3 separate regions of the Homo sapiens genome follow, and regions 2 and 3 are each linked to region 1. A link is a loop called in an ENCODE intact Hi-C map of the cell type or tissue named here. Cell type or tissue: A673. All regions are shown on one strand.

What was found. Hi-C counts contacts between places; a loop is a spot of excess contacts. Peaks named below come from ENCODE experiments on the same cell type or tissue, not always from the same donor. Only the 100,000 strongest peaks of a DNase experiment are listed, where the experiment ranks them.
Region 2: it touches region 1 in a loop (8-fold over the local background); 14 of 110 quality-filtered maps call a loop at or near these places.
Region 3: it touches region 1 in a loop (13-fold over the local background); 90 of 110 quality-filtered maps call a loop at or near these places.

Annotation. Positions count from the first base shown.
Region 1 is chr9:123,346,631-123,354,630 of GRCh38, forward strand. It overlaps a transcript of CRB2 not described here. Among named protein-coding and RNA genes, the nearest start is that of CRB2, 5.6 kb to the right of the region's middle. RefSeq lists enhancers at 2,596-3,097, 3,098-3,597, 7,530-8,000, 7,698-7,867 and silencers at 7,388-7,497, 7,518-7,567. In A673, CTCF peaks have their summits at 3,431 (motif pointing left), 3,632 and 7,613 (motif pointing right); DNase peaks (open chromatin) are centred at 3,381 and 7,611; H3K27ac peaks cover 2,595 bases.
Region 2 is chr9:122,824,883-122,832,882 of GRCh38, forward strand. It overlaps PDCL (phosducin like), which reads right to left and starts at 3,706. Exons shown (of 4, transcript NM_005388.5): 1 at 3,589-3,706; 2 at 1,734-1,910. The coding sequence starts at 1,905. RefSeq lists an enhancer at 3,608-3,902. In A673, no CTCF peak of the experiment used is centred here; DNase peaks (open chromatin) are centred at 3,089, 3,379 and 3,779; H3K4me3 peaks cover 2,304 bases; H3K27ac peaks cover 2,486 bases.
Region 3 is chr9:123,078,093-123,086,092 of GRCh38, forward strand. All of the region lies in intron 19 of RABGAP1 (RAB GTPase activating protein 1), which reads left to right. Among named protein-coding and RNA genes, the nearest start is that of MIR600, 30 kb to the right of the region's middle. In A673, a CTCF peak has its summit at 3,913 (motif pointing right); DNase peaks (open chromatin) are centred at 3,869, 7,649 and 7,929; H3K27ac peaks cover 4,256 bases.

The DNA of each region.
Region 1 (8,000 bases):
CTGGGGGGCATTGTGTGGATGTACACACACGTCTATCCAGACTAGTGCATGTCTGTGTTAGCCAGTCTATGTGTGTTTGTAGAATCTTGTATGTATACAGATATTTGCGTATCTGAATTTGGAGAGCATTTCCGGCATGTGGGAGGGTGTGTGCGCGCGCGTGTGTGTGTGTGTGTGTGTGCGCGCGCGCGCTACGTGATGCGTGTGTGATGTCGGATGTCTGTGGGGGTGTATGTGTCATATGTGTGGTTTGTAAGGTGTGGAGTGCTGTGTGTATGGTGTGTATGTGGTCTGTGATGTGTAGGGGTTATGATATGTGTGTGTGTGTGCATGCTGTGATGTGTGTGGCATGTGATGAATGTGTGTGGCATGTGATGTGTGTGCTTATGCGATATATATGGTGTGTGATGTGTGGGGGTTGTGTGGTGTGTATAGGTGGTGTGTGATGTGTGGGTATTGTGTGTGATGTATGTGTTGTGATGTATGTGTACACTGTGTGATGTGTGGGGGTTGTGATGTGTGCAGGTGTGTAGTGTATGCTGTGTGTGGGTTGTTTGTAGTGTGTTGATGTGTGTGTTGGTGTGTGTATGAGGGTGTGTGGTGTGTGTGTTGTGATGTGTGCAGGTGTGTGGTGTGTGATGCACCTGTGTGGGTGTGTTATGTGTGCAGGTGTATATTGTGTGTGATGTGTGTGGGTTGCATATGTGTAGTATGTGTGTTATGTGTATGCTGGTGTGTGTGTGTGATGTGTGTGGAGGGTGTGGTGTGTGGGTTGTATGTTGTGTAGTGATGTATGTAATGTATGTTGTGTATGATGTGTGTGTTGTGTGATATGTGTGGGAGTGTGTGTTGCATATTATGTATGTGTTGGTGTATGAGTGTGTGGTGTGTGTGGGTATGTGTATATGATGTGTGTGTTGTGTGATGTGTGTGTGTTGTGTACAGGTGTATGGTGTGTGATGTCTGCAGGTGTGTGTTGTGTGTTATGTGTATGGTGTGTGTGAAGTGTGGGGGTTGTATGTGTTGTGATGTATGTGGATGTGAAATGTGTGTGTGTTTGTGTGGTGTGTGATGTCTGGGGGTTATATATGTGTAGTGTGTGTTGTGATGTATGTGGGTGTGTGATGCGTGCGTGGGTGTGTGTGATATGTGCAGGTGTGTGTGTTGTGTGTGTGGCGTGTGATGTGTGGGGTTGTATGCATGTAGTGTGTGTGCGTTGTGATGTATGTGTGTGACGTGTGGGGGTGTGGACGGGCATGACGTGTACAGAGAGAGGTCCAAGCATGAAGATCAGGAGTCTTTGTTCCAACTTTGGCATGTGACGTGGGTCAGCCCCTGCCCCTATCAAGCCTCGGTTTCCCTGTCTGGGCAGTGAGCGCCATGTTGTTCAAGGGGGACTGCATTTCGGGGTGCTCAGCCGCACAGAGAAGGCAGCTTCCGGGGAGCTCTGCCACGTCGCGGGCATGTCTCCTTGCAGGTTGTAAAATCCTTTTGGCAGGATTTGGGCTTGGGCTTGCTCTTTCCATCAGATTTAATAGGAAAAGGGTTTCCTGTTTCGGTGTCTCCGTTTGTTATTCATTTCTTGTTTTCATAAAATGTTAAAAGACTGTGCCATTTAGACAAGTAGAGATGCCAGTCACTTTCCCTAAAATTGTCATCCTGTCACTCCCTGCTCTGCAGCTGGGGTGATCCTTCCCAAATGCCAAGCTGCCATGACACTGCCCTGCGGAGATTCTTCCCAGGATCCCCTCCTCTCTGGTGGCCGTGGACTCCCAGTGGCCCCCTCCTCTCCAGCTGCCTCCCTGCTCTCTGCACCGCAGCCTTGCCACCCTCTGTCCCCTTCTATCCGTGTCTCTGCCAGCCTCCCCTGCCTCCAGCCTCTGTCCAGGGATATTCCCTTGTCCTGGAATGCTGCTCTCCTGACTCCCATCTCTCCCCTCATTTCCTCTGGCTAACTCCTCTCCATCCTTCCCCCTCTGGATGCTCTGAGGAGGATCAGGTCTGACTGTGAGCTCCCCAAGGACGGGCAATCTGGTTCTCCCTAGTAATCTCAGCACCTACCATGTTGCCCAGCACACAGGAGGTGTTTAATAAACACTTGGCGAGTGAATTAATGCATTATGAATGAATGGATGATGTCCTGTCCAGCTTTAGCTTCAGTGGCCGGAAGACCCGAACCCAGGGTGAGGACTCAGATGGCATCTCCATCAGAAGCAACTGCCTCCAGCTTCAAACTGTCCTGAGCCCTGACCCTGGGCTGACTGAGCCCTGATCCTGGACTCAGACTAAGCCCTGACTTCAGCTGCAGACTGAGTCCTGACCTGAGACATTTAGCTTTGACTCCAGACACAGACCGAGTTTAACCCCTTCCATGAAATCATTGCTGGGGAGAGTCCTGGGCTGGGAGTTAGAGGTCTCAGTTTGAGCCTTAGCTCTGCCACGGTTCTCTGGGTGACCCCAGAAGGTCCTATCCCCCTGTACCTCAGCATCACAGCAAAATAGGTGCATCTCCAGAAAGTACAGAACACCATTGAAATATGGCAGCCAGTCCGAGGGTGGTGGCCCCTTCCTGTAATCCCAACACTGGGAGGCCAAGGTAGGAGGATCACTTGAATCCAGGGGTTTGAGACTGACCTGGACAACACAGCAAGACCCCATCTCTAAAAAAATAAAAATGAAAAAATTAGCTGGGCATGGTGGCACACACCTGTAGTCCCAACTGCCTGGGAGGCTGAGGCAGGAGGATCCCTTGAGCCTGGGAAGTTGAACCTGCAGTGAGCCAAGATCATGCCACCGCATTCCAGCTTGGGTGGCAGCAGAGACCCTGTTTCTAAATAAAAGAAAAATAAATTTTAAAAAATGTGGCAGCCATTCACGCTCGGGCCCCACCCACGAAGCTGCTGTTAATCCCAACCCCAGAACATTCCTGCGGGGTAAAGGTGTCCCAGGATTCTGGGGCGGGGGGTGGCTCACGGGAATCCCCCCTTACCTCGGTTTTTGTAGGAAGGCTCAGGAAGGGGTTTGGAAGGGCTGCTGTGCTCTTTCCGCTCAAGAGTCCATTCCATCCCACCTGGGGTGCTCTGTCCATGCGACCTTGGGTGAGTCACTCCCCTTCTCCCGTAGGGGCAGGGGGCGGGAACAGGGTTAGAAGGGCCCAGCCTGGCTGTACTTGTCTGCAGTTCCTAAAGTCTGCCTCCGCCTGCTCCCGCCTCAAAAAGACCCCTCTCCACTGCCAATTCGGTGCCTGAAGGAGGAGGTGGCCCAGAGACAGTGAGGCCACTGGACTTGGGCGAGGCTCCGATAGGACCCCCAGGACCTACATCTGAACGGTGAGCTGGGTTCTATCCCCCTCCCAGAGCGGGTGGAAGCTAAGCTGGTTGGAGAGGGGAGCCTGGGCCTATCCTGGAGCTCCCTCTAGTGTCTGAAAAGGGGCCTACAGTCTAACCTTCATCCAGGGGAGGACTGGGGGTTGTTTGTCCTGGCCACCCTCCCCAAGCTGTTTTGCCAGCCCCCAGTCTCTACCCTCACTCCTGGGGGTTCACCAAGCTGAGATCCTGGGGATACACTAGGGCTATTTCCCTTGTTTCAACCCCAGCGGACACCAAATTCTATTGTTCCTGATGCCCAAATGCCCACTCCTGCTCTCTGTGACTCCACCCAACCCCGTCCTGATTCAAGCTTCGTGGCCTTTCCCTGGGTGATTTCAACGCATGCACTCCTTCAGTGCAGCTTTCACTCTTCCCAGAGGGAACTCTGCCACATGCAAACCTGGCCACGTCGTTCCCCTTCTTTCACCTCTTCTATGGCTCCCCAGTGCCCTCAGGACACAGTCCAAATCCTTAGCACCTTACAAAGACTGTGCCATCTGTCCTCTGCCGACCCACCAGCCTCACTTCTAATCATTGCCATTTTGCATCCTGACCCCGGGTAATAATGACCTGTCTGCAGTTCCTGAAGGTACAATGCCCTCTCTCACACCTGACCTTGGACCATCCTTGGTTTTCAGCCAGGTATGCCTTCTGCCTCTTCTCCACTTGGAAACTCCTGTTCTTACTCCATGGTGGTACCTCCCCTGGGGAATTGCCCTTTTGCAGCTGGCCTTCTCTTGGGCTTCCCACTGGGCTCTAAGCCAGCCCCTCTCTGCCTTGTCCTTGAGTCTGTTCCTCTAGACATGAGCTCCCCAGTGGTGAGGGCTGAGTGAGTCTCATCTGTGTATTCATCATCCTACCACATGCCTGCCTTAGGATGGGTACGGATGCCTACACTGGTGAGGAGAACAGGGCAGGATCAGTGCTGGGGGCCTTACGGGAAGCCCAGGGGTCTGTCGGAGCCTAGAAGAGGCCCCGACGAAGCCTGGGGGTTGGGGGAGGAGCAGAGAAGTCTTCTCTGAGGAGATGATGCCAGAGTTGGAGTCTTCAAGGATCAGTGCAGTGTCAAGAGGCACTCAGTCAGGTGGGGGCGGGGTGGGCATTCCAGGGAGCAGACCCTGGCATCAAAGACTTGTGGGCAAAACCTGGCCACTGGCCCAGGGGTGTGTGTGCATGTGTGTGTGTATGTGTGAGAGAGAGAGAGAGAGATTTTAGTAGGGGCAGAGGGAGAGACGCTGAACGGTAGAGAGGTGGGCAGAGGAGCTGGGGGCTGAGGATATTGATCTGTGTTTGTGCCAGGGACTGAGTTATGAAGCGTTCTGGGCATGAGTCTCAGGAATTTAGACTTGGCCTTCGTGCAACTGGGGGTCACCAGGCAAGAGACACAGTTGAGATTTGAAAAAAATCCCTCTGGCAATTGGTGTAGAACCCAGGGGCCTCCTGGGCATCGTTTTGGGCATTTGTGGGGTGCTTTCAGTTATCATGATGACTGGGGGGTACTACTGTGAGTTAGTGGATGGGGCCTGGGATGCCAAACACCCTGTGATGTTGGGAACAGTCCACATCATGAAGGGTTGGCCCATGTGCCATTTGATTTTGCATTTCCCACCAGGCACGCGTGCAGAGGGAAAACACCTGTCTGTAATTGTCTAAGATTAGAGCACATGTCTGGCTTGCATAGAAACGGAGAGCATCTTTGCGTGGTTTTTAGCGAAGACTGATTTGCCAGAACTATGCCTTCCATGCACATTTTAGGAAGATTGCGCCTTATCTTGTTTGGAGCCTTACCCAGATTCGCCACCATTTTGAAAAACTACATACTTCATGGCAGATCTTCTCATGGGATTTGAGCGGCCAACGGGACCTTCCCCACATTGGTGTGCATCTGTGGCTGTCACCTTCAGTGGAGTTCTGTGTAGGCACACACTTCTCATTGCTTTATTGTGTCTGCTAGCATAGTGTACTCAACAGGAGCATTTACAATTTGAAATAATGGATCACCTTAAATTACCTTCGTTATGTATTCTTTTTTTTTTTTTTTTCTGAGACAGAGTCTCACTCTGTCTCCCAGGCTGGAAGGCAGTGGCACAATCTCAGCTCAGTGCAACCTCCACCTCCCGGGTTCAAGCGATTCTCCTGCCTCAGCCTCCTGAGTAGCTGGGATTACAGGTGCCCGCCACCATGCCTGAATAAGTTTTGTATTTTTAGTAGAGACGGGGTTTTGCCATGTTGGCCAGGCTGGTCTCGAACTCCTGATCTCAGGTGATCCGCCCACCTCGGCTCCCAAAGTGCTGGGATTACAGGCATGAGACACAGCGCCCGGCCCTTTATGTATTAATTTAACCAACACTCATTTAACTCTTGACATTGCCAGACACTTTTCTAAATGCTTGATGAGTAATTATTTAATCCTCAAGACAAGTCTATGCAGTAAGGTGCAGTTGCTGTCTCTTTTTTTTACCAGGGAGCTAACTGAGGCACAGAGAGGTGACTTACCCAAGGCTGGAGTCGGGCAGACCCAACTCGAATCCTGCCAGGCACTGGTGCTGGGCCAACCTCACTTCTCTGTGCCTTGGTTTCCTCATCCATAGAATGGGGCCAGTGCTGACCTTGCAGTGCTGCTGGGAAGTGGAGAAGCCGGGATTTGAATCAGCATCTGTGCACCTCACCACTGGCCTATAGTGTCTGCCTCTGATGTTTCAGTTAGGGCATTGGGTTGGTTTTCTTTTGGAAGTTACAAGCATACATATGTTGAGACAAGGTTAAGTGCCACTGGTGGAGAGCCTGTGAGAGCTGGGCTGGGAGGGAGTGGAGGTCTGGTCACTGAAGCTGGGGCATGGACACGCTTGTCCAGGGAGGAATGTGGAGTGAGGAGGGCAGGGGGCTGGAGACAGACCCGGACAGGTCACAACATTCTGGGAGGAGGAGTGAGGAACGGTTAACAAGGTAGAGAGACCAGGGTAGCAGGGGTTGGGGAGCCCACAGGGACAGAGTTCCAAGAAGGAGGGCATGGGTGACAATGGAGAAGGCCTTAGAGAAACCCAGTGAGGTCAGGGCTGATGGTGGCCCCAGACTCAGACACAGAGGGAGCAGGGGGACCTGGGCCGTGAGAGCCGAAGGGGCCTCAGCTGGAGCTGCAGTCACTCTCACCCCAATACCCAATGTAGGGAGAAGGAGGGGAAGAAACACCCCAACCTCCATCTCCTCTCTCCCTGGCATCTCCGGCCTGTGCCTCCCACTGGCTCACCTTTCCAGGAAGCAGATGGAAGGAAGCCAGCATGACACAGCCCACAGGTGCCAGCAGGGCAAGGGCGGCTCTGGGTGGGGAGTAGGGACAAACAGAACAACCAGTGAGACCCTGAGAAGGGAGATGTGAGACCCTGGGGAATGATCCAGAGCAGGAGTCACCTGGAAGGGTCTGAAGGGGTTCCTTCTGGTGGGCTCCTCAGTGGGGAGGGTCACTATCCTCCCACGACGAGGCTCTGACAGCAGCCGCCCAGTCCTTGCAATGTTCTCAGGCAGATGCTGTGATGATCCCATTTACAGATGGGAGAACTAAGACGCAGAAAAGGAACAGACCAACAAAAGCTCACCTAAGGGCAGAGAGCAGGAACCGGATTCAAACCCAGGTCTGCCTGATGCCAAAGCTGGGACTCCCAACCACTGAACCTTGCTGTCGCATGTGCCCATCAGCTTGAGAGTTGGTGGGAATCCCGGCCCAGGACAGCGTCCCCTCAGCCAGGGAGGTGGCAGCAAGTCATGCTCAGGCTAGTGGAGGGGCAGTTAGTAACCTGCAGTCGGAGGTTCACCAGTGGAAAGGCTGGAGTCGGGCAGACCCAACTCGAATCCTGCCAGGCACTGGTGCTGGGCTGCTCACCTCTCTGTGCCTCGGTTTCCTCATCCATAGAATGGGGCCAATGCTGACTTTGCAGTGCTGCTGGTGGGTGGGGGGGGGGTAAACTGAGGTTATGTCGATTCCCTTCCCAGGTGGGGAGGACAGGGGAAGTGGATGCACCTGGGGGACCATCTCAGAGGAGCTGGCCCACTCTTACTGCCTTCTCCAGATCCGGACCAGGGAGCGGTCAAGATGGTGTGCCCTTGTCTGACCTCCGTCCTGCCTGCTGTCCAGCGACTCCCTGGCTTCCTCCCCGTCACGTGGGACTCCTGTACCCGGTGCTGTCGGGGGAGCCCCCCTCCATACCCTCCAGACCTCACAAGACACTTCCAGGTCTGGCCACAAGGTGGAGTGTGGCGGCTGCAGGACAGTGCTGGGGGCCGGGCTGCAGAGGAGACTGGACCTGCGCCGGGTGACCTCCCCGCTCTGTGAAAGTGTGGGAGTTTGTGTCTGTGCATCCAGAGAACCAGAGGGTGGTGGTTGACTTGCCGTGCTCCCCCCAGCCCCCCATTGGGATTGCCTGGGTCTCTGGGGGATCACTGAGAAGCTGGATAAAGAGAGCTGGCACTGTCGCCTTGGCTCACTAACGCCACCATTTTACAGGTGAGGAGACTGAGGCCCAGAGAAGGAAGTCACGTGCTGAGGTCACCGGCTAATCAGTGGCTGAGCTGGGCTCGAACCCAGATCTCTTACGCTGTGAGGCCTCTGCTTTTCCTGTGGCATGGAGAGGGGCTTCT
Region 2 (8,000 bases), 520 kb before region 1:
CAGTATGACACAGCCCAGTAAAAGACAAATCAATGGAAGAGACCACATAGTACAGCTAAAGACCCAACATAAACAGAGAAATTCAGTACATAATAAAAGTGACATCTCAAGATAATAAAGATGGCTTATTCACTAAGCAGTACTGAAACAACTGAGTAGCAATCTAAAAAAAAATTAAACTGGAGCCCTACTGCACCCTGCATCAAAGTGAATTCCACATGAATCAATATTTAAGTGTAAAAAATGAAATCACAAAAATACTAATGAAAAGTATAGGAGAATCTTTTTTTTTTTTTGGAGACAGAGTCTCACTCTGTTGCCCAGGCTGGAGTACAGTGGCATGATCTTGGCTCACTGCAACCTCTGCCTCCGGGGTTCAAGCAATTCTCCTTCCTCAGCCTCCCGAGTAGTTGGGCCTACAGCCGCATGCCCCCACACCTGGCTAACTTTTTGTATTTTAGTAGAGACGGGATTTCACTGTGTTGCCCAGGCTGGTCTCGAACTCCTGAGCTCAGGCAGTCCACCCGCCTCAACCTCCCAAAGTGCTAGGATTACAGGCGTGAGCCACTGTGCTCAGCCAGGAGAACCTTTTTATACAGCAAAGTGAGGCCCTTTATAAAGTAGGGTGAAGAAACGCCTTTTAAGTAAAATGCAAAATTAAGAAACTATAAAATACTTTTAAGTACATAAAAATAAAATTTTTCATCCAGGAAAAGAACAAAAGAATATAAAGTCAAAAGACAACAACAAACTGAAAGAAATATTTACCACTCATATCACAGATTAATTTCCTTTATAGCTCCCCAAGAAGAAAAAAAACACCTAATTTTTTAAATGAGCAAAGGATATAAAAATCTCTCTTAAAATTATGAAAAGAAGTTTAGGTTCCCTCTTAAAAATAAATATGGGCCCAGTGCATTGGTTCATGCCTATGGGACGCTGAGGCAGATGATCGCTTGAGGCCAGCAGTGTGAGGCCAGCCTGGGCAACAAAGTGAGACCCCATCTCTACAAAAAATAAAGAAATAAATTAGCTGGGCACGGTGGCAAGCGCCTGTGGTCCCAGCTACACGTGGTCCCAGCTTTTTAAGAGAGGAACCTCATGGAAGCTGAGGCAGAAGGATCATTTGAGCTCAGGAAGTTGAGGCTGCAGTGAGCCATTATGGCACCAAGGCACTCCAGCCTGAGCAACAAGGTGAGAACTTGTCTTAAAAAACAAAAAAACAAAACAAAACAAAAAAAAGGTGGTGGGGGCGGAAATAAACCTACAATGAATTACTACAATAGCAAAGATCAAGGAGTTTCATAACACAGTAGGAGGTCAAGTGTACGGAGAAACACAGATTGCTGATTAAACTATAAACTACTGCCACCTCAACTCAACTGACAGCAATTTGACAATATTAAAATGTACAAGTGTAAATATGCCATTTTTAGGAATTTGCACTACCCATATACTCATACTTGTGATTTATGAGATATCAAACTGTTAATACGAGATGCAGGATTCAAATCCAGGCCAGTCTGTGTTCATTACCATGCTGCTATGCACATACATTTGTATTGTGCACTAAAAGGCTAGAAGCACACATAATGAAAAGACTAGGTTACCTCTGAAAGTGGGACCAGAGTTAAAAGTGATCAGGAGAATTAATTTATTAATATGTATTTAATTAATATGTATTTAATGTACATTTTTTAAGCCTGTTCCCAGAGCCCAGGGTTTCTCAGTACCTGTGTTAACTGAGATGCCTTCGCCTGCCAGCTCAGCCTCTGCAGGCACAGAACTGCTGGCTGGGGCACATCTGCCTCGGTCCTTGTCCTCGTGGTCACTGTCCTCATCCTCACTGCTGCTATAGTAGTACTGCAGTTTCTCCCCCAGCAACTTATCATCAAGGGTGGTCATGGTGTCTGGAAAAAGAAAGCATATCAGGTTCTTTGCTGATTTGAGCCAGACAGACATGAATCTGAAGCATAGGGGGCTCGCCTGTGCTGAGATCCTACAATTTCCAGGACACTAAAGTGATTATTTTCATAACCAAAATCTTAACAAATCCCTACCGTTACCCTGTGTGTTAGGGCTTATCACACTCTTTAACAGAAGGTAAAACTGAAGCTCAGATAAAGGAAGAGTCTTCACCAAGCTTAACAGCGAATGACGGAGCTGGGACCAGACCCCAGGGATTCCTGACTCCAAGAGCCTGAGGTATAAATTACTCTAGTCTGAGTTAAGTGTACAAGCCACCTGCACTGGCTTGGAGGAATCTACTGACTAGTGGTTTTATCTGTGCTTTTAGTTTTCCCACCAGCTAAGACTGCTGCCTAATTGAAAAATTGTTTAAGTATCCTCAGGAAAAACCCCAAAAAGAGGCATCAAGAGTACAATGCTGAGTCACTATTTGTCTAGGCAATCACTCTCTGTCACCAGCCTTCAACTTCCCAGACAACACCCTGAGGGCTTGGATGGATGGTCTCTGAAACGCTACCTATTCTGACAGTTTAAAAGAAGGGCCCATACAAAGATTTTAATAACTCCCAAGGGTTTAAAGGACTATGATGGCCGGGCTCGCGCAGGTAATCCCAGCACTTAGGGAGGCCGAGGAGGGAGGATCACTTGAGACCAGGTATTCGAGACCAGCCTGGCTAACATGGCGAAACTCTTGTCTCTACTAGTAAAAGCAAACAAACAAACAAACAAAAATTAGCCAGGTGTGGTGGCGGGTGTCTGTTTTCCCAGCTACTCAGGAGGCTGAGGCACGAGAATCTCTTGAATCCGGGAGGCGGAGGTTGCAGTGAGCCAAGATCACGCCACTGCACTCCAGCCTGGGAGACAGAGCGAGACTCTGTTTCAAAAAAAAATAAAAACTAAAAATATAAAGGACCAGGCTTCTGCATCAGAAGTAGCCAAGGGCATTCTGATGAAAAGATGCAGCTTAGCCCCCAGAGGCCTGCTTGAGAATTCAGCAGGAATGCGGCTGCCTTAAAGACTTATCACCGGGCCTATCATACTCCATTTACAAAGTGACTCTCTCCCACCGGGCAAGGAGTTCTTGAACGTAGGGACCTCTAGTCACTACCTCTATCCCCAAAGCCCAGCACAATGCCGCTGCACAATTTGCTAAACTCGCAGCCTGGGTCAACGGGAGAATCGGAGGACTCCAGCAGTCAGATGCAAAGGAGACAGGGATCATGGAGAGACAGGTGGAGGTGCCAAGAAGGAACAAAACCAAACTTAAGGCCCAGGAATGGGCCAAGCGGGGGACACAGCAGCGGCGGAGGGGAGGGAAGGAGTTGCGCTCCTAAAGGAGGGACCGCTGCGGGGAGGAGACGAGGGCGGGCCCCCTGGAGACGCGAGCAGAGGAGGCGGGGCCCCCGGACGGGAAGCAGAGGGGTGTGTGGAGCTTTTGGGGGAAGGCTGGAAGGGCCCGGGGGAGGTGGGGCCAGAGGAGGAAAGGGGACGAGGAAGACGCGGAGAACTTGGGGGTCGAGACAGAGCGAAGAAGGGGCAGTTTTACCCAAGCTCGCCAACCCCACTCCCTCCCGTAGTCCGCAGCTGCTGCCGCTTCCCGGTGGACCCCAATGCAGTTACCTGCCCTAGCTCGCTCCGGATCCCTTTGGGCCAGCAGCTCCGGGCGCCGGAAGGAATGGAGCACTTTCTTAAGAGGAAGAGCAGTGGGTCAGCGCCCTGAGCGCTAAAGAGAAAAGCCGCCGAAGCCCGACAGCGCGGACCAATGAGGCGGCCTTCCTGCGTCGTGGCGGACGCGCATTGTCCAATCAGAAGCCGCTACTCCCAGCTGAGGGGCAGGGGAGAAGCTACGGGTCCTACCTTGGAACAAAACACCTCGACAACAACGCTCTCCTAATTGCTTTGTTTTGGTTTTAATCTGCACAACAAAAAAGTGAATTGTATGACCCAGCGTCAAGCAATAAGAAAAATGTATTCACAGGCCGGGCGCGGTGGCTCACGCCTGTAATGCCAGCACTTTAGGAGGCCGAGGCGGGCGGATCACTTAAGGTCATGAGTTCAAGACCAGCCTGGCCAACACGTTGAAAACCCGTCTCTACTAAAAATACAGAAATTAGCCGGGCCTGGTGGCCGACGCCTGTAATCCAAGCTACTCGGGAGGCTGAGGCAGGAGAATCGCTTAAACCCAGGAGGCAGAAGTTGAAGTGGGCCGAGATCGCGCCACTGCACCCCAGCCTGGGCGACAGAGCGAGACTGTCTCAAAAAAAAAGAAAGAAAGAAAAGAAAAATGTATTCACTTCCCTTCGAAGTTTCCGAAGCCATTCAAAGTGTGTTTTTTATTGGTTCTTCATCGCATCACGTCTATTAGACGGAAAAGTGACTCAGAGACGTTCGGTAATTTGCCCGAGAGCACAAATCCCTCAAGTACAGGGCATAGATTAAAATATATATATATATTTTTTTGACGGAGTTTCGCTCTTCTTGCCCAGGCTGGAGTGCAGTGACGCGATCTCGGCTCACTGCAACCTCCGCCTCCCGGGTTCAAGAGATTCTCCTGCCTCAGCCTCCAGAGTAGCTGGGATTACAGGCGTCCGCCAGCAGACCCGGCTAATTTTTTCTATTTTTAGTAGAGACGGGGTTTCACCATTTTAAAGAAGCGGCAGCCAGGAGTGGTGGCGCGCGCCTGTAGTCCCAGCTACGCAGGAGGCTGAGGCGGGAGGATCGCTCAGCCCAGGACTTGGAGGCCAGCCTGGGTGACAGAGCAGGAATGTAATGTGAAATCCGGAATTGGCTCCTGGTATAGAAAAAGGACATGGGGCCGGGTGCGGTGGTTCACTCCTGTAATCCCAGCACTTTGGGAGGCCGAGGCGGGCAGATCACCTGAGGTCAGGAGTTCGAGACCAGCCTGGCCAACATGGCGAAACCCCGTCTTTACTAAAAATACAAAAATTAGCCGGGCATGGTGGTGCACACTTGTAATCCCAGCTACTCGGAGGCTGAGGCAGGAGAATCGCTTGAACCCGGGAGGCGGAGGTTGCAGACAGCTGAGATCGCACCACTGCACTCCAGCTTGGGGGTCAAGACTGAGACTCCGTCTCAAAAAAGAAAAATAAAAAGGACATGAATGGGACAACTGACGAAATTTGAATAAGGCCTATTAATTCATATTAGTAGTATTGTATCAATAGTTTTAATAATTATACTATGTAAGATGTGAACTTTTGGAGATTCTATTAGATGAAGAATCTAGGGAAGCACTATCCTATTTTTGCAACTTTGTTTTCTTCTTCCAGGGTAAAGCCATACTATGATATTTTGCAACTTTTTTTTCTTTTTCCTCAGGCATACTTTGTCGTCTGTTTTTGCAACTTTTTTAAAACCTAAAATGATTTCAAATTCTGAGCCCTTGTTGAAGTATCCAATACACAACCGTGAAGTTGCTCATAGAAAGCTTTGGGTAAATTGAATCATAGAAAATATTCTAGAAAGATACACTGTTTAAAATAGGGCTCTTAATTTGGGGTAGGGGATCTTAATTTGTGGTTCTAGGACCACCTGAAATTGTCTGCAAATTTCTGTACCTGCCTGTTTTCAGAGAGGCTGTTTGCTGAGGCCCTCAGAGGAGTCAAAAAATACCACACACAAACACACACCCATTCAAGAATACTGTATTAATAAGTCCGTTTTCATACTGCTGTAAATAAATAACCCAGTGTCAGGCAGTTCATACTGCTATAAAGAACTGCCCGACACTGGTTTATTTATTTATTTATTTATTTAAGACGGAGTCTTACTCTGTTGCCAAGGCTGGAGTGCAGTGGCGCAATTCTCGGCTCACTGCAATCTCCGCCTCCCAGGTTACAGGCTCCCGCCACCACGCCCGGCTAATTTTTGTATTTTTTAGTAGAGACGGGGTTTCACCGTGTTAGCCAGGATGGTCTCGATCTCCTGACCTCGTGATACACCCGCCTCGGCCTCCCAAAGTGCTGGGATTACAGGCGTGAGCCACCGCGCCCGGCCATATTCAACCTTTTTTAAAAAAAGTAGAAATGGGGTCTTGCTATGTTGCCCACGTTGGTCTCAAATTCAGACCTTTTAATATATTCAGTCTCCTGGTTGTATAGATATAGTGATGTCTTTGTTGGGAATGTAGCTTGCATCTGTCAGGAATATGTGTACATGAGTTAGCTATCTAATAATATCCAACAGAACCACTCATTTTTCCTGTTAGAAATGTGGAATGGGCCAGGCATGGTGGCTCACACCTGTAATCCCAGCACTTTGGGAGGCCGAGGTGGGCAGATCACGAGGTCAAGAGATCAAGACCATCCTGGCCAATATGGTGAAACCCCGTCTCTACTAAAAATACAAAAATTAGCTGGGCATGGTGGCGCACGCCTGTAGTCTCAGCTACTGGGGAGGCTAAGGCAGGAGAATCGCTTGAACCCAGGAGGTGGAGGTTGCAGTGAGCTGAGATTATGCCACTGTACTCCAGCCTGGCAACAGAGTGAGACTCCGTCTCAAAAAAAAAAAAAAGAAATGTGGAATGATGTGGATAATGAAGTTTCTGTTTAATGAGCATACTGTATGTAATTTATAGTTTTAAAGGTATTTTACCGCTACTGTAAGGTTTTTGTTGGGCTGTTTATCAGTAGAGTATATTAAAGGTATTCCCTAGTGGGGAAAACAACCCATGAGCTGTCTTGTGACGGCTAAAGCATTTATCTTTAAGCAAGGGAAACCTTGATCCAACCAGATTTATAGGCTATTTTTAAAAATATTTAAAATTTTGAAGTAACTGAATGAAATTCATATATAAGTGATTAAATAGGCCGGGCACGATGGCTTATGCCTGTAATCCCACCATTTTGGGAGGCTGAGGCAGGCAGATCATTTTAGGCCAGGAGTTCAAGACCAGCCTGGCCGACATGGTGAAACCCCATCTCTACTAAAGATACAAAAATTAGCCGGGCTGAGTGGAGCATGCCTACTGTAATCCCAGCTACTTGGGAGGCTGAGGCAGGAGAATCACCTGAACCCGGTAGAAGGAGGTTGCAGTGAGCTGAGATCATGCCACTGCACTCCAGCCTGGGAGACAGAATGAGACTCCATCTCCACAAAAAAATAAATAAATAAATAGCTAGATAAATAAATAAAATAAATGATTAAATTCCTTGAAGCATGAGTTCCAAGACTTGATCCACTCTTACAGTTTTTCCAAATCATAACAGAGGCAAAACAAGATTTGGTCTTACAATGAGTTTCTCATGTTAGATTTTTTCTACCAATATTTTTGTAAATTTAGAACAAATTTGTCCTGTTACTTTATTTTTTCTATAAGAATTAAAGGTCCAGAGATGATTTTGAATGACACCAAACCATATGAGGACTGTTTGAGATAAACAGCTTGCCCATCTGTCTTGTCTTTTCTTTCTTTTTCTTCATTTCCTGAATTCTTTTATTTTTCTTTTCCTTCCCTTCCTTTCTCTTCCCTTGTGCCTTTTCTGCTCCCTCTCCTTTTGTCCTTTCCCCTCCCTTGTTTCTCTTTCTTTCTCTCTCACCTTAACTTTCCTTCTCTGGTGGTGGTGGTGGTGTGTGTATGGCAGGGTGTTCCATCTGTTGCAACAGAATGTCTTTCTTATTTAAAAATCAGATTAAACAACCTTTTTTTTTTCTTTTTTGAGACAGAGTCTCGCTCTGTCACCCAGGCTGGAGTGTAGTGGTGCGATCTCGGCTCACTGCAACCTCCGCCTCACAGTTTCAAACAATTCTCCTGCCTCAGCCTCCTGAGTAGCACACGCTCCTGATTACAGGCACGCGCCACCACACCCGGCTAATTTTTGTATTTTTAGTAGAGACAGGGTTTCACCATGTTGGTCAGGCTGGTGTCGAACCCCTGACCACATGATCCGCCCACCTTGGCCTCTCAAAGTGCTGGGATTACAGGCGTGAGCCACACTGCACCCAGCCTAAACAACGTTTTTTTGTATTAATGAAGAGAAAACCAGTAAAGATAAGAACCACTTCCTTATATA
Region 3 (8,000 bases), 270 kb before region 1:
TTTTGGGCCTTTAGGAGGCAGCTGAAAAAGTGAGGCCTTTGCATAAAGTTAAGACCTCTGAATGGCTCCCCTATCTGTTAAAGGAGGAATACAAAAACTACCTATTAGCCTGAGAAACAGTAGAAATCATAATATAAAATGAATAGTGGATTAGAAAAAAAAAAGGAAATAGAACTTCTGGTAATTAAAATAATCATCAGAGTTTACATTCTATTTAAAATGTTACATACTTCATAGGTATTACGGCTAACAGTTAATGATAGTTTACCATGTGCTTGGTACTATGGTTAAGTGCTTTTATATGTGGGGATTAGCGACGATATCGTATGTACAGTGTTTAACATAGTGCCTGGTAGTTAGTAAGGGTCCAAGAAATGATGGCTACGACTATAATTATTTCCTCCCTGATCGTTAAGTAGATAACAAACATTTTACAGTAATATTTTCAAAGAAAATAGGTTTGCACAAAGCATAGATAGAACCAAGTGAGTTCTGAGATTCTTTGAGTCACTCTTCCCACCTCAGCCTGGTTCAGCACACAAGAGGATGCTGCCTCTTTTTTGTTCATGATTTCTTTGCCTCCAAAATCCCCTTTCTCAGTGTCCCCATCTCAATTAGGGGTACCTGGTTGCTCAGGCCAAAAACCTTGCTGTCCTCTTGACTCCTCTCTTTCTCACACTCCACATCTATGCTCGTCGTCAGAATATATCCTGACTCTGATCACCGCCACCTTCATTATTAACATCCTAATCTAACCATCATCATCCTTTCCTGTTTCCACAGTGGCTCCCTCCCTGGCTCTTCTCTATCGCATGTCTCCTTTGCTGAAAACTCACGTTTCCACCATCCAGAGGCATCCTGCATTCAATTTTGCTCCTTTTCTTTCCAAATGTTTTTTATGCATTCTTAAATAATTGAGTTCATACAGTCAGTATCATTTTTCTTCCTGTTTCATGCAATTATACGGATTTTCCTCACTGAGATATTGTGTGTAAATAATCAGTTGTAAATGGTTATATAATTCCTCTGCTTGAATTTGCCTCACTGTGCTACAGTTTATTTAACTGTGCCCCCTTGTTTGTTTCTTTTTTAAATTTGTTTGCTTTTGTTGTTGTTGTTTGTTTTTTTGTTTTTTTGTTTTGTTTTGTTTTTTTTTTTTTTTTTTGAGACAGGGTCTCGCTTTGTCACCCAGGCCGGAGTGCAGTGGCGCAATCTCAGCTCACTGCAACCTCCGCCTCCCGGGTTCAAGTAATTCTCCTGTTTCAACCTCCCAAGTAACTGAGATTACAGGTGCACCACCATGCCCAGCCACTTTTTTGTATTTTTGGTAGAGACAGCGTTTCGCCATGTTGGCCAGGCTGGTCTCAACTTCCTGACCTCAAGTGGTCCACCCCCCTCAGCCTCCCAGAGTGCTGGGATTACAGGTGTGAGCCACCACACCCGGCCCGCCACTCTTGTTTAAATTTTTGTTGTTGTGATGTGAACGGTTTTATACATAAAGATTCATTGGATTTTAGAGTTTTTCCTTAAACTCTGATTCTTTCTCCTACTACGTTTCCCCCTTCTCCTTCCAATTCAGACACGCTGGCCTCCTTGCTGTTCTCAGACCTTTGCACTGGTCAGTCTCTCTGCTTGTAATGTTCTCCTGAATGTCTGCATGGCTTCACTGTCCCCTCATCCAGTCTTCGGCTCATATATCCACAGCTTCTCAAATTGCAGTATCTAAAGTAGCAGCTCCCCCAACCTTTATGCCATTACGTCCTTATCCTATCTTATTTTTCCCTACTGGAATGGAGGCTGTGCAGCAGAAGAGACAATCTCTTTGGCTTACTGCTGAATCCACAGTACCAGGAACAGGATCTCGCTTATAAATATCGATTGAATAAGTGAATGAATAAATACACTGTTGAGTGTCTACCATGTGTTTTACAAAGAAGAGTTAACATGGATTTGGGCAAAGCTTAATAGTTTCCAGCCAGAAGTTTTACCTTTTGGATTCCCATTAGCTTGAAACACTTTAATAATATATGGATCCTTTATTTCCATATATGGAAAGGTGGGGAAAGTCCAGATAGGAGGTATCTAATGTCTTTTTTTTTCTTGCCTATGCCTTCAATGAGTTAAGTCTGACAAGGCTGCCTTCAGTGTGTCTGCACAGCACATATATTTTGTGCTTAGATATATAATTCCTTCTAGACCTGGAGAACTTTGCATGTTTGGGGTACACTTTGGATGTTTCCCCCTATTTGCACATGATTTCAGGTGAGATAGTAGTTTTTCTTGAAATCGGCTCATAGCCTGAAAAGAGTACAGATTCACCAGAACATAAGAGAATGGGATTTTTCTGCCAGAAGGTGAGCTATGGTATGTACAGTTTAGTTAGTGATGATTTGTTGTCTTCTGGCAGCTATACTTAATACCAAAAAATTTTAAGAGAGATACACACAATAGTTGAACCTGTTATGGGCAAAGTGATAATTCAGTGGTAACTTGCCAGTTCAAAATTAGGAAGTCATTGGCAAGTGCATCCTGAGCCCTGCATTCTGTGGCTTGCGTGAGGTATGAGTACACATGAGGATCTGTGGTTTGAGTCCATTAGACCTCGAAAGGGCGGTTCATGATATGTGGTTCCAAAAGCTTGTTTGGAAACAAGCTTTTGAACTTTTTCATGTGGAATTTACAAAGGTAACTTTTGCTCTGCAACTCACTGAAATCTCTTTCCATTATTTTTTAAATGTTTGTAAATTGTGGCTTGGTTTACTCAGTTGTACAGTTGACCTTTGAACAACATGGTATGAACCGCATGGGTCCACTTATACGTGGATTTTTTTCAATAAAAGTTATACCAACTATGCCTCCTGTCTCCCCTTCTACCTCTGCCTCCTCCACTTCTGCCTCTGCTACCTTTGAGACAGAAAGACCAACCCCTCTTCCTCCTCCTCCTCAGCCTACCCATCATGAGGACAACCAGGATGAAGACCTTTATGATGATCCACTTCCACTTAGTGAATAGTAAATATATTTTCTCTTCCTTACGATTTTCTTAATATTTTCTCTAGCTTGTTATATTGTAGGAATTCAGTACATAATACCTATAATGTACAAAATATGTATTAATTGACTTTATGTTTTCATTATGGCTTCTGGTAAATAGTAAGCCATTAGTAAGTAAATTCTGGGGGAGTCAGAAGTTACACGTGGATTTTCAGGTGCGCAGGGCGTCAGTGCCCCTAACTCGTGTTGTTCAAGGGTTAACTGTACTTCCTGATAATCAAGGTGAGAATTGGAAATATTTTGCCTCACATGCCAGTCTAGGAAAAAGATAGCTACTTTTGTTGTCATTGTTGTGATATTTGGTCTTTTGAGAAGGGTCTTGCTCTGTCACCCTGGCTGGAATGTAGTGGCACAGTCATGGCTCACTGCAGCCTCAACCTCCCAGACTCAAACGATCCTCCCATGTCAGCCTCTCAAGTAGCTGCGAGTACAGGCATGCACCACCATTTCCTGGCTAATTTTTTTTTTTTATTTTGTGTAGAGACAAGGTCTCTTTGTGTTGCCCAGGCTGGTCTCGAACTCCTGGACTCAAGTGATCAACCCACCTCTCCCTCCCAAAGTGCTGGGATTACAGGTGTGCGCCACTGCGCCGACCATTGTTGTGTTTTAATATTATGATATTGTTGTAATTTGTAGTATTGATATAGTTCTTAAAAGCATCTTATTTCTTCCTCACAATACCCTGTGAGATACAATAGGGCACATCAAGTGACTTACCCAAGTCATACCAGCTGTATAGTGACAGACCACCCTAGTAGAACTGAGGCCTCTGACTCTTATGTTCCCAATGCTTTCCAACGCATTCCACTGTCTCTTACCATTGCAAAGGTTCAAGAATTAAATTTGGTGTGGCAGTATCTGAAATGGCCACAAGATGGGTGTGTTGCTCAAAAATGTCTATCTTCTTCTCGGTGCCCTTGGAAATTTTTTTTTTTTTCTTTATAAATCTTTGTCTGTCTCAGTCCTTACTTGCCTCTCTACTTTTGTCTTTTTCAGGCCTTTTACTTCTCCTATTCTCCCTCTTTCTCCTTAAAGTGAACTTATTATGGAACTGAAATGTTTTACTTATTTCTTGAGGAGTTTAGATCCCCTGCTCCTAAACTAAAATTTAACAGTGTACCTTAGAACTCATTTAGCTATCCATTGAACTTCTCCCGCTTTATGGGTCAGTGACCTGAGATAGAAAAATTGTTCCACTTCTGATAGAGGATCTAAAAGGAATTCCATTCTAAATAGATTATTCTAGAAGATCATTTATGGACCTGGGAGCCCCACAGCCCTTTCATACAACTGCACCTTGCATAGTCTTTAGAGGGGAATATTGAAAGGTCTTTTAGATTTTTGATTCAAGAAATATGCAAGGGAAGCTCTTTCTTCATGTCTGTATAGGCATTTTTGAGAACAAGTGAGACATATGAGGCTAGTTTAGAAGACCCAAGAATCATGCTCTAAGAGATGGCCCAGTGAGTTTCCTAGATCAGACCTGAGGACTTGGCCATTTTGCCATAGAATCCTGCTTAAGGTGAAATGGAATTGCTGAACCATTGCTTCATTAGAACGTGTCATTTTAAACACAACGTGATGTGCCAGACTTCAAACTACTTGTAAGAAAAGATACTAGTACAAAAACCAAATAGCAGTGTCTCCAAATTAATATAATTCTTAACCATTTGCTATTTGGAGAAACAGAAAACTCTTCAGCATTTTCCCTTGGGGGATATTTTTATTCCAGAGCTTAAAAACAACACTAGTTTGAACTTCATTCTCTGTTCAAATTGTTTGTGTAGTTAGTATGTATTAGATTTAAGCTCTCTGAGGGCAGCGACTTCATCCGTCTTGTTTGTTGATGGATTCGCAGAATCATACACAGTGCTCTCATACAGTGAAATAATCCTCACAGTGACCATATGAGGGCCTTTTAGGGATGTGCATACTGAGACATAGAGAATTGATGTAAACTCTCAAAGGATATAAAGTTAGTAACTAATGGAGTTGGGATTAGATCCCAAGAGTTTCAGACTCTGAAGTCAATTCTTATGGGCATTCTGCTTTACTGTAAATGATGGATTGAATGAATGGGACAGGAGCCATTTGTGTGTTATCCCTTTTTAGTGATGTTAGTAATGTAATCTCAATCTCTGTGTCAGAGTTGAAACTTATTCTCTATACACTACACAAAGTTCAGCTTTCTTTATAACTAGACCAGACTGTAGTTTTATTTCTTTGCTTGTTCCTACCTTTTAGAATCAGATTTTATGAGGAAACTTCTGAATGGATGCTCTCTCTGTAATGAACCCTAAATTTTGCCAGTTGTTGCAAGGGTAGCAGTGGGCACTGCCTTCTTTTAATAAGCTGGTCTCCCTTAGTCCTTATCTGTTTGGGTTCTCTGCTACTAATTTGCTTCTTCCATTTTAGAAAAACACTCTGGTGGTAGAACCAGAATACCTAATTGTACTTAGTGATCTTTGAAGGAGTTTGAGTATTAACTGTTTGAACAAATTAAATAAAAAGGCTCAGAAATTAAATAGAATGTTTATTTCCATTGGTGAAGAATGCAGACCTTCGAGACCCACAGACCTTGGCTTTTATCCTGGCTCCGCCTCTGCTGTGTGACCCCAGGGTAGGTTAACATCGCAGGGTTGTGACAGAATAAGATGATGCCTTTAAAGTGGCTGCTGCTTGCATCCCTCAAATACGAGTGTTCTTCTGGCCTGCCCTGTTTTGACCTTTGCCCAGGCATCCAGAGTACTTTCCTTAAGTCAGTTCAAGTCAACAAACGCTTGTAGATTTTCTTATGTGTTCAGCACTGAGCAGGCCACAGAGATAAATAAGAAACAGGAATCACCCCAAACTTGCATTCTTATGCTGGCATTGCCACTTAACACTGGGTCCTTAACTTTGGACAAGTCACCTATCTATGATACGGTATGATGTGAGCCATCTGTGATATGATAAGTATCACCTGTGATATGATCTATGATAGAGTAAAATGAGGGAGATAATCCCTGCTCTACTCATCTCAATAAGTTGTTTTGAGAAGTAAATAAAATAGTAGATATGTAGGCATCTTGTTATCCTGAAAGTCCTGAGTAAATCTCAGGTTCTTTTTATCAGTAACTAAAAATCAGTCCCTGTCCTGAGCATTAAACAGGAAGATAGACTTGTGTCAGATTTCTTTATTTAGCTTTCTGATAGTCCTACCACATGAAGCAATGAAGACTTTGGAGTCAGGATCTCCTTAATGTACCAGACTCTTTCTTACCCCCCACTGTCTACCCACTCACCCAACAACATGCTTCTCTCTCGCCATGCAGAGCTACTAATGTTCAACCTCCCACTTCACTGGATTCCCTATGACTCCAGCTCAGCAGAGATTCTGATTTTGGCAACACTTTTTTAAGCCAAACTTTGAAAGCAGCTCCACTTCCAGAGGGTAGCCTGTTTCATGCTTTTCTGTGTTAAATTGACTTTGTTTAAAATGGCTCTTTGTTTGCAGCACATGTTCAGAGTTGTAGCTGTGTCTCTTGATTCAGGACGGGATGCCAGGTAATAACGACAAATAGTAGCTAAAATTTATTGAAAATACTTCACTGTGTGCTAGGAACTTTTCTGAGGACTTTATATATATTTGATGTTTTTTGATCTTCATAACAGTAGTCTTCATAAGGACTGTTAACGATTTTTACAGATGAGGAAATAGAGGCTTAAGATTAGGCAGCTTGCCCTTGGTCACACAGTAAGTCATTGGCAGAGCCAGGACTCCAGCCTTGGTCTGTTCCACCTGCACAGCCCGAGCTCTTAGTGGGCAGGTTGTACCACGTCGCGCCTGCCCAGGTGAGCAGCCACTCTCACTCTTTCTCCATGTGTGTTGCCCTTGCCGTCCCTGTCTGTTCCAGGGGCTGATCAGAGACCAGCTTCCCCAAGGCAAGTGGCATAGATTTTAAGAAAGCACATTATCTAGTTCCTGTGACAGATTAATGACAAGTGAGTGACCAAAGGAGAGATGTTTTGGACTGAATTTGTGCTTCTATCAAAATAACAAACTGGCATGTATCAAGTCTTCCTTCTCTCTAATTTAAGGTTTCTTAACCTGGGACAATGGACAGGCCTCAGGGGGCCCATGAGCCCTCTGAAATGGTATGTAGAATGTTTTGATTGTGAAGGGAGAGGGGAAGTTGGCTTCTGTGCATTCTTTATTGGAGAGGAACCATGGCTCTCAGGAGACTTTCAAAGTAGTGCTATTTCTAACGGTGTTAAGAACCCCTGTGCTAATACAGTGGGGTATAAGGTTGGTTTTACCAACAAACCCAATCTTATGCTAAGTATTTGTTAGGCTTCTTTTCCCCCAACAAAGTATATTTAAACAGAACAAGGATTGAATTTCAAATTTAATTTTCTTTGAGGGCAAAAATACCTCTGTTTGAAGCTGTGATTTCCAAAGCCTTCTGATAGGAATCAGTGAACAGCGGGTATGATTCAGAGCTCTGAGTCTAAATCCATAGCTTCCCTTGCTTCCCGAATTCAATTAAAAGTTAAAAGTAAGAGAAAAAAATGAGTCTTGGACTTCTAAGTCTCTGTTCATTAAGTGTTTTCATTCTTATTGTGTGAAACGCGTTAGGAATTTCACAATGAATAGGACTTCCTGCCCTCATGGAGTTTGTACGTTGGCACCTATATATATCTTTGTATTGCTAATGCCACTGCACATAGTAGTGCTTAACTATTGGTTAAATAAATGTCCCTGCTGCATCTTTATTAAGGTAAAAAGGAAGCCTTTGGCTTTGATTTGTTTAACATCCTATTTTTATGAGTCCCAACTACTTTCCAAGCATTGAGCACTGGAGATACAATAGTAAGCATAACAGATATGGCCTGTCTCCTGGTGGGAAGACAGACAATTAAGTAGAAACCTAAGTAATCGTGAGCTTGGATTGGTGCCATGGATG